2 separate regions of the Homo sapiens genome follow, and region 1 is linked to region 2. Evidence: chromatin loops called from intact Hi-C (ENCODE). Cell type or tissue: endothelial cell of umbilical vein. All regions are shown on one strand. Each heading gives the region's core, and the rest is flanking DNA. Links, peaks and the distances in the headings are about the cores only.

The links. A loop is a pair of places that touch in the nucleus more often than their neighbours do. Peaks named below come from ENCODE experiments on the same cell type or tissue, not always from the same donor. Only the 100,000 strongest peaks of a DNase experiment are listed, where the experiment ranks them.
Region 1: it touches region 2 in a loop (2.9-fold over the local background); 1 of 110 quality-filtered maps calls a loop at or near these places.

Annotation. Positions count from the first base shown.
Region 1 is chr7:52,353,414-52,361,277 of GRCh38, reverse strand. All of the region lies in intron 1 of LOC124901810 (a long non-coding RNA gene), which reads right to left. LOC107986796 (a long non-coding RNA gene) reads right to left here. Exons shown (of 3, transcript XR_001745210.2): 3 at 2,229-2,851. Among named protein-coding and RNA genes, the nearest start is that of POM121L12, 680 kb to the left of the region's middle. In endothelial cell of umbilical vein, for the core only: no CTCF peak of the experiment used is centred there; no DNase peak of the experiment used is centred there.
Region 2 is chr7:52,460,448-52,468,311 of GRCh38, reverse strand. No RefSeq gene overlaps it. Among named protein-coding and RNA genes, the nearest start is that of POM121L12, 570 kb to the left of the region's middle. In endothelial cell of umbilical vein, for the core only: no CTCF peak of the experiment used is centred there; a DNase peak (open chromatin) is centred at 4,721; H3K27ac peaks cover 1,163 bases.

The DNA.
Region 1 (7,864 bases), core at 1,369-5,368, 110 kb after region 2:
AATTACTCTTTTTACAAATCTGTATTATCAATGTTTTTAAAGACAATTTGTGAACATTTGTGATTTGCATCTTCTGTACTTAATGATGTCTCATTTTTCATAGTTCTTGGCAAATATTTGGTAGTTTGTATTTTTCTAGAAGAGTCTTTCAATATGTTATAAGCTAAGGAAGTAGACATAGTACTTTTTAGTTCAATAAAAAATCACTTATTTATATTTACATCTTCTCTTTAAAAAGAGTAGTAATGCAATTCAAATGTTATAAATCCATGAGAACAACAAATATATTTGTATAGGTCTTGCTGTGGATAAAAGGCAGAAAGCAGAGGAAGGAATGGTAATTAGTGAAGCAGGACAGAGGAAGCTTAGGTGAGAATAGATGCATAACAGAGTGCCTGCTGCAGATGAGAAGGAGAGAAGGTGGCTTGCAGAGACGGAGGATTGAGGCTTAGAGAGGTTGTTATAAATGTGTATAAGAATGAGGCAGGACTATAAAAAGCGAGTTCATAGCAACTCAGTATTACACACTGGCATCAACCCTGGCCCTGGCTCCAGCCTACTCAAAGCAGAGTGGATTGCAAGCTTATGATTTACTGCATAGGCAACACATTGAAAGATGTTTCTCTAAAGGAAACAAATCAACTCTTTGGGGGCCAGTCCTAGGAAAGATATTGAGGCACTGGTACCCTAAATCAAAGATTGTCACTCTCAACGAGTTTTTTTTAAAAGCCAGACACTAGTTAAAGGTGATAAAAACAGATTTTATTTAGTGATAACTACTGCAATAGAGGTTAAAGCCCACTGTATGCCTGTAATCTCAGTGACTAGAGAGGCTGAGGTGGAAGCATCACTTGGGCCTGGCAGTTTGAGACCAGCCTAGAAACATAGTGAGACCTTTTCTAAGAAAAAAGCAAAAGAACAAAACAAAGACACAACCCCAAAAAAACCCACTGTAGCCTGAGGTGAATTCTGCCAAAACAAAAGGCAAGAGAGTTTTTAAATGCTATGATATACAAGACAAACAAACAAACAAAAAAACAAAAAAGGCAATGAAGGGCATTATGATGGACTTGATCCCTGAGACTAGCCAATCTGGGTTTGTGATATGGTTTGGCTCAGTGTCCCCACCCAAATCTCATCTGGAATTGTAATCCCCATATGTCAGGGGAGGGACTTGGTGGGAGGTGATTGGATCATGGGGGCAGATTTCCCCCATGCTGTTCTCATGATAGTGAGTGAGTTCTCATGAGAGCTGATGGTTTAAAAGTATGGCACCTCCCCTCTTGCTCTCTCTCTCCTGCTGCCTTCATTCCCTTTTGCCCTCCGTCATGATTTTAAGTTTCCTGAGACCTCCCCAGCCATGTGGAACTATGAGTCAATTAAACCTCTTTTCATCATAATTACTCAGTTTCACATAGTTCTTTGTAGCAGTATGAGAACGGACTAATATAGTTTGCTAATTGGTGCTTTATAGAGGAGAAACAAACATCTCATACCTTCATGACAGGAGGTAGTGATGCAAGTTGGAACAAGGTGACCTCTGAGATTAGGCCCTTCCCCTCCCTCAGGGACTGGGAGAGAGAGTGAGAGCTACTTTTTGAGTGTTTGCATTTCAAAGAGGTGGCTCCCAGGTCCTTGAGGAGACAGTTCTGGGCAGTAGAAGATTTATATCTCCAAGGGGTAGAGAAAGGATTTAGAACTGTAAGCTTTCTAAACTAACTGCTCTGAGAGGTGGTCCAGGGGTTTATCTGGCCATCACTGGGTTTTGGCTAAAACCAACAGTAAATTCTTCTGGCAATGTTGAGGTTTCTCAATTGGGCATTGAAAGGCAGATAGGGTCATCCTGAGGACGTGACCCGAAGCTGCTAGAAGTCATGCTATAGTTTGGTCAGGTCTCTTAGTGTGGCATTTGGGCACAGTCGTTATGTATTAAATGTGAATGGTGACCAACACATTCGAGGAGAGCTGGCAACTGGAAAGAGAAAGATGAGTTAAAAACAATGAGGAGAAAATAGGCTTAGAACAAAATAATGATGCAGATTCAGGGTACAGAGGAGAATTAAGCAACAACACAGTGAAACTAGGCCAAATCAATCTTACAAACCACTCATTGACAACCTTGTAGGCAGACATCTATATATTTATACGAGTACACAAACACATCAATGTGTGTATGTATATATATAAAACAAATCAATTTAATTCAATAGAATACCTTTAAAATAATGTTGAAGATTATTATCTCAAAAAAACAAAATAATGAGGTAAAGATTTAAATATTTAGAAACATTTACACATATAAGAGAATAGAGGAAGAGTCCAAAAGGGAATATCAGTGCTGCCAAGGTCAACAGGCAGCAGATTGCATGGGTACAGTGAATGCCCAGCACATTTAGTGAAACGAAGATCCACAACTAAATCCATCAGTATGAAACTTTAATACATCCTAAAAGCTTTTAGAATGTAAATAAAATATCCTAAGAAGGAATAAAGAGTATTTGAATAAACAGGCTTCTCTTTAGCACTCAGTTCACCAGAGGTTGATTGAAGAAGGCCTTTACATACTGGGGAAAAGTTTCAAACCTAAAAGACTAAAATCATCTCTGAAAATAGAAAATAAATGCAAAGACAGGATAAACAAATTTGCAACTCATCTATTAATTCTAATTAGAGCACACTTATAGAGGAGTCCAGAAAGACTCTTGGGAATGAGAGAAATAAAATGTTCCAACTAATTGAACTTTAATCAGCCCAGAGGTTATGAGGAATGGCAGAGTGCAGTACAGGAAGCCGTTCACATTTGCATCCAGAGTAGTCTCATCTGAAAGTCATGGGGGTCATGACTTTAGGCCTAGAGAAAGGAAAGCATAATCATAGTATGCAATTTGTGTATTAAACCATATTAAGTAGTGATAATTATGTACCAATTGTTTATTTTTAGAATCAATCTGCAAAATCAAATATCGTTATGCTTAGTAATATGAACAGTACAAAAGAAAAGATTCAGAGTTTGGGAGGTGGAGGTGATGGGAAGCATAAGATGATCTAATATGAAATAGAAATTTGGGCTGGGCGCAGTGGCTCATGCCTGTAATCCCAGCACTTTGGGAGGCCAAGGTGGGGGGATCACTTGAGGTCAGCAGTTTGAGACCAGCCTGGCCAACATGGTGAAACCCCATCTTTACTAAAAATACAAAATTAGCTGGGTGTGGTGGCGGGTGCCTGTAATCCCAGCTACTTGGGAGGCTGAGGCGTTAGAATTGCTTGAACCCTGGAGATGGAGGTTGCAGTGAGCAGAGATCGTGCCACTGCCCTCCAGCCTGGGCAACAGAATGAGACTCTGCCTCAAAAAAAAATGAAAATAGAAATTTGTTCTCTGACTTTTCTATTGGGATCTCCTGAAGAGCTAGAAGTATCCTAAATTGTGGAAAGAAAATGATGGTGGAGAGGAGGCTGGAGGAGGTGGTGAGAATGCACAACTCTCACATCAGTGTCTCAGAGATACAGAAATTGTTGTTCTGTGTATTGGCCTCAGCTTTATGAGGTGAAGCCCAGCCGTATTAGGGCATAAGTAGGGCAGCTTTTCATCCATTTTGTTCCATCTGCTGAAGAGTGAAGACGGGGCCAATATTCTGCCATTAGAATAACTGGCAAGTTTATTTTTTAGAGTTTTATTTTCCAAAATTTTCTCTTGATTGGCCTGTTTTATTTGGAAATTGGAAGAGGTTTTATAAAGGCTGTTTGCCAGCTGACATTTTGTACTAGAATTCTTTTGATGGATCTGAATCAGTTGAGAGTGCTGGCCTTTCCAGAGATCTTTTCCTGGCATGAAAGAATTACACTCAAATAACATATTTAACATATTTTTTGCTGCTGAGGTTCTAGATAAAGACACAGTTGCAGACCAGTAGAGAGGTATTATTCATGCATTTCTTCTTTCTACTCTTCTAGAATTTGTCTTATGCTATTAAGACTACTCATTTTCTGTGTTTTTCTTTAATCTTTGCAATTTTGAAAGTAAGCATAAAAATTTGCTACTCAGAAAAGCTACAATATGTTTTGTAAAGTTTTCACACACAGTGTCTATATTATTGTCCAAAAGCTTAGTAATTGGGCTTGAATTTCCTCTTTGATTCAAAACAATTTCAGGAATGTACATTCAAGTTTTCAGCAGTTGCATTTGTTCTTACATTTTTATTAGTAATATGTAGGTTAACCAATTGCTACCTCCACCCATGACTTCTCTAAACATCTCCACCTAGATGCCTGAGTGGCATTTCAGGTTTGATGTGGCTGGAGTAGAACTCTAAATTCCTCTGCCCCTCCACAATCTTTTCCTCTTCCAGTCTTGTCCAAACAGAACTGCAAATGGTACGACAAGCCATTTATCACTCCGAATGCTCATGCCAAAATCATAAACACTATCTTTAATTCTTACTGTGTGTACCTCCAATGTCAAATCCATCAGCCAGTTCCATCTTACCTGTCTGCACTCCTATTATGCCCACTTCTCTCCCTCTACCTCCTTGCTCCACCCATAGCCACCTCTTCCTTGTGCTACTGCATAGTATTGTCATTTGTATTCTCACTTCTATTATTTTGTTCTTATAATAAAATCACACAGCAGCCAGTGTGATCTTAAAATAGAAAACATAGCTTGTCATCCTTTCCATTGTATTTGACATAAAATCCACGCTCTTTGCAATGGAATAAAAGCCTGCACATGAACTGGTGCCTGTGTAATTTGGAGGTCTTGGCTCTTCCCACTGTCTCCCTCATTTACTAAGCTTCTTTCTGTGCATGCACTTCACAAGCTCATTTTGACTTCACGACTACTGGGAGTTCTCTGTGGCTGGAAACTCTGTCCCATTTCTTTGCACACCTGGCTCTCCACACAGAGACATCCCTTCATCACCCAGCATAAATCAGTCCTCCCCATCTCTGCTTAGTCACTTTCTGTCCTAACATCCTATTTTTTTCCTTCTTATATTGTTTCCTACCTTTTGCAACCAAATAAAGTTCATATTATTTAAGGTGTTAATCCCGTTTTAATTATAATATTGGTTACTTCAAATAATATTTAATTGTCTAATGGCAATCTAATATTTAAGTCTGGAATTATTAGCATTTAAAATGCCTAACACAACTCCATTAATAATTTTAGTAATTTATAAAAAGCATTAAATGAGTCTCTTTAAGAAAATACCGATAAAATTGTTCACATATTCTCAAAAACAAATCTTCAAAAAAAAGTAGATCAGGACTATTAAAGCAACTATAAAGACTTGAATGGAAATTTCACTCATCACAAAGATCTACATGGGTAACGCCAAAAACCTTAGACCAGTTTTGCATGGAAAAGTTTCTATTTTAATGGCAGTACTAACAGTATTCTAGGGCAGAAATGATACCCCAGTTACAACAGAGACATAAAGCTGGAGATGGAAAGCTGACAGGCATTGTTTGTTTCTTATTGTTGCCTGTTGCTCCTTGCTTTGAAAATACAAAGCAAAACAAGAAAACAAATATCTCATTCACTTTGGTCCAATTCATGAAATGAAGGCCACAAATTGATTATTCTGACACCATGGCCATCTTAAAAGTGAAGTGTAGAATAAACTGCAACCAAGTGCAACATCTGCATAAAATTAATGGGAAGGAGATGAGCTGTGTGATGGTCAGGAAGCAATCAGAATTTTAGTAGGCACAGAATATCAGGTATGCTTTATTAGGCAATTGGAATGCTGTGTGTGTACATACACACACATACACATACACCTACATAGGGTTTAACTTACACACACACACACACGAGAGAGAGAGAAAGAGAGAGAGAGAGAGAAAGTCTAACTTAAAAATGCAAAGATTAAATCAAATGCCTTATAGTTTGGGTGTTGGCAACTAAAGATCACTTCCCACCCTCATATTAGAGACCCATCCCCAGAAGAAATCCTCTGCCCCAGGATCCAGCTGGCATGAAGAAGTGAGCTGTATGGCAGAGGCGCTCTCCAGGGTGCTGCAGTTGACCCACACATTTTCCTTCTCCACCAATGATTTCATCATCTATCTTTAGCGCACCTCTAGGGGATTTCAAACATCTTTCTACAGTTTCTCATGCCACCAATATAGCAGCGGATGTCAGTATTTTAAGCATTTGTCATTTTAGACAATCTTAGTCTTGACATTTTCTCTTGGTAAGCATGTATTTATCAATAGGCACAGGTATTTTCTCTTAATCTTTGATAAGTAATTTATCAAGGTAATGTAATATGAGAAATGTAGGCATTTGTATTGTATTTTCTCCATAAATTATGTCTGTTGTTGCCCATGGAATCACCACTATCATTTCTGTTCAGTTTCTCACTGGGACTTACTTGGGATATTTTGAAATAAACACAATCAATCAGGCTTTTATTATGCAAGTGCCATAAATGAATACACATATCATGTTTTTAAAAAATTGACTTGGAGGCTGGGTGCAGTGGCTTAGGCCTGTAATCCCAGCAATTTGGGAGGCCCAGGCAGGTGGGTCACCTGAGATCAGGAGTTCAAGACCAGCCTAGCCAACATGGTGAAACTCCATCTATACTAAAAATAGAAAAATTAGCCAGGCGTGGTGGCAGGTGCATGTAATCCCAGCTACTTGGGAGACTGAGGCAGGAGAATGGCTTGAACTCAGAAGGCAGAACTTGGAGTGAGCTGAGATTGTGCCATTGCACTCCAGCCTGGGCAACAAGAATGAAACCCAGTCTCAAAAAACAAAAAACAAAAAACAAAAAACAAAAAGAAAAAGAAAAGAAAAGAAAAAAGAAAACATTGACTTAGAGCAGAACATATATCTTTATGTATTTAATGAAGTACAAATTAAGGCAACAGGCATGTCTGGATGAAGCAAAATCTTTTTTTTTTCTAGCCTGCTGTTAGAAGGGGAAATAAAGCAAAATCTGGACTCACATAGGAACTCTGGTAAAAAAGGTGCTGCAGTAACAGACCACGCTTTAGCAAGGGGATGAACATTACCACTGCAGAGGAGAAAGTTGCCCACATTACACTGTGTGACCAGTGTCAACCTGACCATGGAACTGATATTTTTACCTCCAGAGACAGGTCTCTAAACATTTTGTCACTCTGAACCAGTGTCTTTCAATCTTGTCTACACAGTAGATTTATCTTGGGGTGGTGTGTGTGTGTGTGTGTGTGTGTGTGTTTAATGCCAGTGTCCTATCTTTAAAATTTAATTGTGTCAAAGCCCCATATTGTGAATAGCTTCCCTGTGATTCCAATGTGAAGTCAAGTTTAAGAAGTTGAGAATTATGCTGATTTTTGTGATGGTGAATCAAAAAGAGCCATCCATGCCCACAGACAATGCTTAAGACCTACAGATACTATTCTCAAATTTTGATCCAGTCTTTGGAATCCTGGAGTTGTACTGGTTGCTCCAACAGTCAAAACTTGTACTTCCTGGCTGGGTGCGGTGGTTCACGCCTGTAATCCCAGCACTTTGGGAGGCTGAGGCGGGTGGATCACCTGAGGTCAGGAGTTCTAGACCAGCCTGGCAAACATGGTGAAACCCTGTCTCTACTAAAAATACAAAAATTAGCCAGATGTGGTGGCAAGCACCTGTAGTCCCAGCTACTCAGGAGGCTAAAGCAGGAGAATCACTTGAACCCGGGAGGCAGAGGTTGCAGTGAGCTGAGATTGCACCATCGCACTCCAGCCTGGGGGATGAGAACGAGACTTCATCTCAAAAAAAAACAAAAACAAAAACAAAAACAAAACAAAACAAACAAAAAAAAAACTTGTACTTCCTGAAAAGACACAGACTGGGCTGTCTTAAGCCAGATAACCAGCTTTTAGTCTTTCT
Region 2 (7,864 bases), core at 2,358-6,357:
TCTAAACTCTTCATAGATAAACACAAAGTGGTTGCTATAAACGTTTTAAAGAACTATAAGAAAATACAGTTTTAATACGTGAAGACAAAGTCTTATCAGATATACAGAAACTATAAAAAGAATGACACTGCAACTTTTAGAATAGAAAATTACCGTAACTGAAATGAAACAGTTTCTGGATGTTCCCAACAAGAGTTTTGGGATAGATTCAAAATTTCCCTAAGAAAGAAGTCAGTGCACAGTTTGGTTTCCCTGGGAAGAAGACTCTGCTGTGGAGATTAGCTAGCAGGGTCTTTTTATGGAGTGCTCTTAGGACTAATACCCTAAAGAAAGAAGAGAAGGAATCAAGACTGGCAAGAGGGAAAAGTTGAACTGCTATGTGGTGCTATGAAGTCCTCAGCCAATCACATAGGGATCTCTGGAGCTGGGGATGGAATTTCAGAATTCCTCAAGTTGAGGTGATAAGACAGGGCTTTCATATCCCTGTGATCATCAGTTGTTGACTCCTGGCTGTCTTTGGAAGAAGAAATGAGCTTGAGTGAGGCTGTTATCTTCAGCAGAGTCCATTTCTTTCTGTGGAGGGCTTACAGCTGAAGGCTGCCTTTTGCTAGCACTCCCTGAACCTGGATGAGGAAGTCCTGCAGAGGGATCTGTCTGATGGACCATAGTCCCCATCACAGTGGACAATGTGCACCTTCTTACTCACTTCTTTGTGTAAGACCTGGGAGCACACTCCCAAGAATTCTGCAAGCCTTTCTTTCTCTTGGTCATTTATCAGAGGAAGGTCACTGGAAAGAGCTCCAGGCCCTGCCTCTGTATTTGGTGTCAAGGCTGCACTGGATCCTCAGGGTCTTCCTCCTCTAATATCCAATCTAGACTACCTTCACCTTCCACCAGCATCTCTGTTTATCTTGGTGGTTCATCTGGTGATGTGATCTAGATTTTAACCCCTATTCCCCTAGGCATCCAAGCCCCTGGTCACCATGTATTCTTCAGTTAGATAAGGACTTGCCAAGAGAAGCCAAAGTAAACCACCTAGGTGTCGGGTGTACTCCTACCTGCCCTCCAGTAGCTGTCTCCTCCTGAGAGTCAAGATCAACTACACCCCATCATATTACTGACTCTTTTTGCCTACTGGTTCTCTGGCACGAAAAGTCTGAAATGCTTAGACCATGACTTTAGCTTTTAGGTCAAGGGGACTCTTAAGGTCTCCCTGGTAGAGGCAAACCCGCTTTGGTAACAAAAAGCTCTAAGTCTACGGAATACAGAGCTGCAAAGATAAAATGCATAAGTCCCCAAATAAATCACTTGAAGTGATGGTGAGTAGGGAGACTTTTATTTTGATCTCTTGTTTGTTGGATCCATGCATTCTACTTGTTCAGGGAGCAGTGCCATATAGCTGCCACTGATTTAAAGGACATGCTACATTCTCAAAGATAGTGCCCCATTCTGGTAAAACATTGTCTCCTTGCTGGAGCATGAACTGTGCCTTTAAACAGACCATTCAATCATGTTACCAGATGACAGCTGCTGTTATTTGATACAAACAGCTTGGTTTTGTTGTAAATTAACCCTCCTGGCTGCCAGGAGAAGAAGTAGGGACCTGTGATATGTTCATGGTGTCTTTCAAAACAAAGACTTCTCTATCAAGCAATGGAGAGTTCCTGGCCCCACTAGGAAGCACTCTTTTCCTAAGAAGGAGCATGCCACTTTTGCAAAGTCAGAGGATTAAGGAAAACCTGGGGATTCAAAATATTTAGAGCATCAACCCAGATAGGCTCATTCTACATGTCAGGGTCATTGTTTCCCAACAAGGCTCCTGCACTTGGCATGGCATAGCTGCCGTGGTGAGGATTTTTCTTCTTTGAAGCGCAGCTACTTTTCCCACTAAGCTCTAGGTCTGGTCCTCAGCTTTCTCTGCCTTCCAGTTTTAAGAGAGTAGAGTCTCTTTATATGCAATCAGTGAGGCCTTCTGGTCTCCACATTTAGTTTTTAATTATCAATCAATCAATCACTCTCAAGCTTAGCAATAGGCACTCAATCCCACTGCCCTATGGTTACTGTTTACTACATCTCTCTTCAACACCAGGTTGTACCAGCTAATGCAGTTTTTGCCAGTGGTATAACATTGATCCACAGCCAGTGAATGTTTTAGTAATTGTGCTGTTAGCTCCTGCCAGGGCCTCTCTGTGCTCCACCTGCCACCAGTGGAGTTTTTATCGCCAGCTGGTTGGCAGCTGGTCCAACTCCAGAATTCCATTTTAGCCTCTCCTTTATTTGGACCGTTCTTGGCACCAAGTGTCATGGGTTAGGTCCTTCAGGTAGCAAAATCTGAGATTAAAATTAGTGTGCAGTATGCTTATGAGGAAGCATGATTGGGATCACTGCCTTGTGAGAGACAGGAGGCTTTGGCATGGGGAGATAGTGCATTGTGGTGCAGTGGAAAATGACCCAGGACACACCCATGGGGAGTGCTGAGTGAGCCACAGGTGAGTGGTCTGGAGTAGGTGAAGCATCTGGTTCTTGATCTCACGTGTTGATCAGACACTGAATGTAGGCTGCTTGTGAAAGAAATTGTGAGCTTGGAATTGTGCATTCCCAAAAACAGACTGTACCTGAGGACAGTCATCTGGTAACACACCCAGAAGCTGAGGGGAGAACTGGGTGGCACATAACAGCTTTCATCATAAAGCCCTTAAATCCGCTTGAACAGTGTCTAAAATTAAATAGGCATCTCTTATGTGGTAGACATATTGACACTAGCTATGAACACCACATATTGTTTCAATTTTGCACATCCTGAAGTATCAGGCAAGCAAGTAACATGACTTCACTTTGGACTTGCCTTTTTTTTCTTATGAGAATTCCACTAATTTTAGAAGAGTTTATATAGCAAGATGGAGGCACAGACTGGAGGTTATCCAGTACCATCTGCATTTGCATGTTCCAAAATTCCTCTTCAACAGAGAAGAGTGCTAGCAATTTCATCTTTACAATTCATATGTCATGATGTGGGAAAAGTATATCTAGTATATGAAAATTGTTAAGCCACAGTTCATTGTGCTATTAATTGGGAAATACTACTGCTTTTTTAAGTTTACTCGGGTTAGGTTATCATCAGATACTCTTATTCAGTCTTAGACATCGTTAAAAATTATTGTAATAAAACCATCTCTCAATGTTGACTTAAAATTAACAAGCATAAGTTATTACTAACATGTTTGGTAAAACATTTATCTCCAAAATACTAACTTTTAAAGGGAATATATTAAATTTGAACTTTGTATTTAAGATGATTTATTGGATTTTTATGAGTCAGTTTTCTTACCTGTGAAATCTCCTGGGTTCAGTTTAACACTGTGACTGACTTACACAAGGCTTCATCGCAGACTTCCTCCAAAGATGGGGATGTACCAATCCAAGTGATGCTTATAGTCCTATCTTCTAGGAGGCTGAGGCAGGAGGATTGTTTGAGCTTAGGAATTCGAGGCCAGCCTGGGTACCAAAGGGAGATTCTGTCTCTAAAGGCAAACAAACCAACCAAACAATCAATACTAAAAATAACACATCTCCAGTGATAGCGTAAGTTAGTGGGAAAAGAGCCTTCTATTTACCTAATTGCATTTAGAAGGACTGAGTATGCACTTGTTTCAAATTTAACAATGAAGTAAAAAAAAACCCACTTCCTAGTTTCTAATAAAAGCATGACATTAAAATAAACTAAATGTCTGAATTGCTGCTTACAAAGGTTTTAAACCTTTGTAAAATGTTATTTCAAACCTGGTTTATTTTTCCAGCCTTCCCCCTGCCTCCTTTTTGAATAAAAGTAGATTGGCAAAGTTTAGGCACTACTGATGGACAATGGGTTTCTAGGAAATCGTGACTAGAAAACATTTAGGAATACCATTCTAAGTTAACTTTCAGACTTGCTTCAAATGTGAATTGAACCATCAGCAACTGAAGTTATAGAACACTTTGAACTGAAAATAAAGTCAATTAATTGTAAAAAAAAAAAAATGTAAAATTCGATCTTGCATTCCAGGTTGCACTGATTTTCTTTCTTGGTTTCAGATTCCCTGCATGCTAAGTGTGCACAATGAAAATGTTCAGCAAAATAGTCCAGATCGTTACCAACCAAGCCATCCCTTCAGCAGCGGTGAAAAGTGTAGTTAGTTCTCTGGTACGAAACAGTAATATTAACCCAATTACAAACATTTATCACAATGTCAAAACCTGCAAATACCATTTCCTGCTCTTAAGAACTGCAGTGACAAGTAGTACCTAATTTCTTTTGAAAATGACTTTCTGTGATTATAACCTTTGGAGAAGTAAGTGAATTTTGAGGTATCCTAAACATTGAAGAATGTCTTAAACATGAGAACTTCACTATTTGTCTTTGATTTCAAAAGTTCTATCCAAAGCCTGAAAGGTTTGGATAAACTTCCTTTTCCAAGCATTTGTTGAAGTTGGTCATTGTTACTTCAATATCCAAAGCCTTGTATTAAGCTTTTGTTAAAACCTCTTTCAAGTGAACTTTAGAGATTTTCAGTTCCAAGGAACATGGAAGGAAAGGGACACCTATGGGGACTCTCATTAACTGAAAACTCAAGTGTTCAGCACGCCTGGCTATCCTGCAGAAAAGACAACAGGCAAAGATTTCTGAGAAGGACCTCACAATCTCTGTATTCTACATGCATCAACTAACTTCCGTGACACCCAATTGTTCTTATCTATAAACTCCCAACTTTCCTCTTCCTGATGCCAAAGAGCATGTGTCATGTATTCATCACATGGGTATTATTGTGTTAACTCAGTAAGTAATCCAGCCTAAAGGTTAAGCATACAAAGATTTTAGAACCTGAAATTTGAGTTTCAAACATCAGCTCTGCCACTTTTCTTGCCATATATCAATTTTCCTCATCCGTCAAAGGGTAATATGAATGGCTCCTTCCTGAAAGGATGTTACATGATTAATATTTATAAAACACTAACAACAATGAAAATAATATCAACAATATTTATAAGACATTAACAACTACTATAATTGAGTGTAATTTCCAACATTTTACTTTTATAAAAATATTAAACTTTTATTTATTAATTTAAACAATCATGCATGTGATAATATAATTTTGAATATCTTGATGAATATGTGGACACATTAAGCACTTTAAGACTTGAATAATGTCCTCTGCTGTACAAAGTTGGATTCAGACCTATTATCTCACTTTTATAAGTGAAGAAACTACAGACCTGCTGAGTAACTTTAGCCACTAGCTAAAAATGAGGCAACTCTGTAAAGCAATTGGAAAATAGATGAAATAAGTGATTAATAATAGAAACTGACGAAGCCTGAGCAAACAGAGCTTGATGGATGGAAAATAGGCTTTGGAGTGCACCACAACCCTCTATACATCTGGTGAGATGCAGAATGCCCAATTCAAGCCACTTCCAACAGTGACAATGACTAATCAGAAACTGCCATGGTTAAGTACAGGAGAATACTGAGAGATGAAAACTGCATTTCATTTACCATCTCTCTGGAGAGCTGGAAAGAGTATTCGTATTCCACAGTACGTCTTTCAGTCACGCAGCCCTGAGTTACTACCCAGGTTAAAGTTGTAGGGAGGCATACATTGACTAAATATAGGATGCTCTTAAGGCTAGTCAACAATGGGATTTGCTGCCTCCTGAGTTATGGAGCACTCTGTCACTGCAGAAATACACTCAAAGGTTGCACAGCCATTTTTCAGGGGTGATTGAAAGAAATTTTCTGTATTGGGTTCAACTGGGTATTCCCATGGGTCCATGTGAGTGATGAGGTTCTGTGATTCTAAATCTTGTCAAGGTCATGCAGTGATTAAAGACAGGTTATACTTGTAAGAGATGTAACTAGAAAAAAGAGCTGTGCTAGAACAGAAACGTAACTTTTGAAGCTTCCTCAAAGGGGAGGTTTTTCACAGTGCACCTCCTGATATGAGACAGAAAGAAAAATGTCAGCAGAGATGAAGGAAGTCAAATGGGTCCAAGGCACTGGTGTGAGGCACTGAAGACAAACAGCACAGGAAGAAGGGGGCGCACCGAGGTATGCGCCCTGACTTGTAATTAGGACACCTCTTCACATCCTTAAGAGGAAACGCTGGCGGGGAAGAAGGGGATTTGAAACCAGGAGGGAATGCCTGGACAACGCAAGGCTCTCTCTAGATACTAAATATCAACAAACTAAACACAAATAATTATTTATATAGTTTATATATTATATGTATGTACACAAAGGAAACCGTTAAACACAAAATACTTAAGTGAAAAATGCTTAATTGTGCTATCTGAATTGTATATTCAGCAAAATAATTCATTTTAGCTAAAGAAGTCACTGTGATTTTAGCTCAAAACAGATGCACTGATTACAAGGTAAGGAGTTACAGTATTAATAATATTTCAATATACATTAATCACTTACTTTAGGTGGAGCCAATGCTAGGAAGGTGCTTTAAGGGCATTAATTAATCTTCCAATAACTCAATGAACTGGCTGCTATCATTACCCCCATCTGCAGGTGAGGTGCAGCGCTATAGCTAAGCGACGTTCACAAAGGTTTGAAATGGAGAAGTGAAAAGCGAAGCTCCATTGGTCTGATTTGAAATCCCATGCTCTGGGTCATGTTTCAGCACTGTTTCTCCGCTAAGAGTGGTCAGAGAAAAAATAAAATCAGACTCAAGGAGACTGATTCTTATTTAAGGTATTCTCCATGCTTCACGAATCCTGTTCTTCTCTTACCAGTGCCAGTGTCCTCTCGTGTGTCACGTGCCCCCATCTTCAGGCCTCAGCGAAGTTCCCATTTATTCCACGTATCTCCCATACATTCCCTCCAAAAATGGCCTTTCCTTCTTCCAAGTGAAATGGCAAACTATGCATGCAAGTTTGTCAGGAAATGGCAAACTTAGATTTTTGTCTATTATACATGACCTGTTTCTCTAAAGACAATTTAAGCAATTTGGGAGTAGAACGTTGTTTTTAAATATGGTCGGATTACACTGTCTCCAGAAAAAAAAAAATCAAAATTATATTTCAGAGTTTCTGGAACCATTTGAGGACCACTAGACTAAAGAAACCCACCTGAAAATCTGATTCCTAGTGGTTAAATTTGGATAAGGCTGCATGCTATATACCCTTTCTTGAAAATTCACAATAGCATCACATTATAGGTACAGAAATGTTCTACATAATGGAGCCAATTTCTTTTTTTTTTTGTGGGCGGGGGATGGAGTCGTGCTCTGTTGCCGGCCAGAGTGCAGTGACGCGATCTCGGCTCACTGCAACCTCTGCCTCCCGGGTTCAAGCAATTCTCCTGCCTCAGCCTCCCGAGTAGCTGGGACTACAGCCCTGCACCACCGTGCCCAGCTAATTTCTGTATTTTTAGTAGAGATGGGGTTTCACCATCTTGGCCAGGATGGTCTTGATCTCTTGACCTCATGATCTGCCCGCCTCGGCCTCCCAAAATGCTGGGATTACAGGTGTGAGCCACCCCCACCCCAGCCTGCTAATTTTAATATATTTAAATTGTACACACAGTTAAAATGTATTCTCAATGTAATATAATAATTTCCAGAAACATTTGACCTTGAAACCATTCAAAAACTTTTATCTGCTCTCAACATTTTCTAGAGTATGTTTGGATCTTCACTGATAGTAAATATACTCTTAAGTCTAAAAGCAAATGATCTCAGGTTGGTATCAAACCACTAACTGTCACTATCAAATTATAGGGGACTGTGAGATTTTCTCAGGGTATAAATGCTAATCCTCTTCCACTGAACCTTTGAATATCTTCACACAATTTTAAGAACTCATTGATTATAATTTT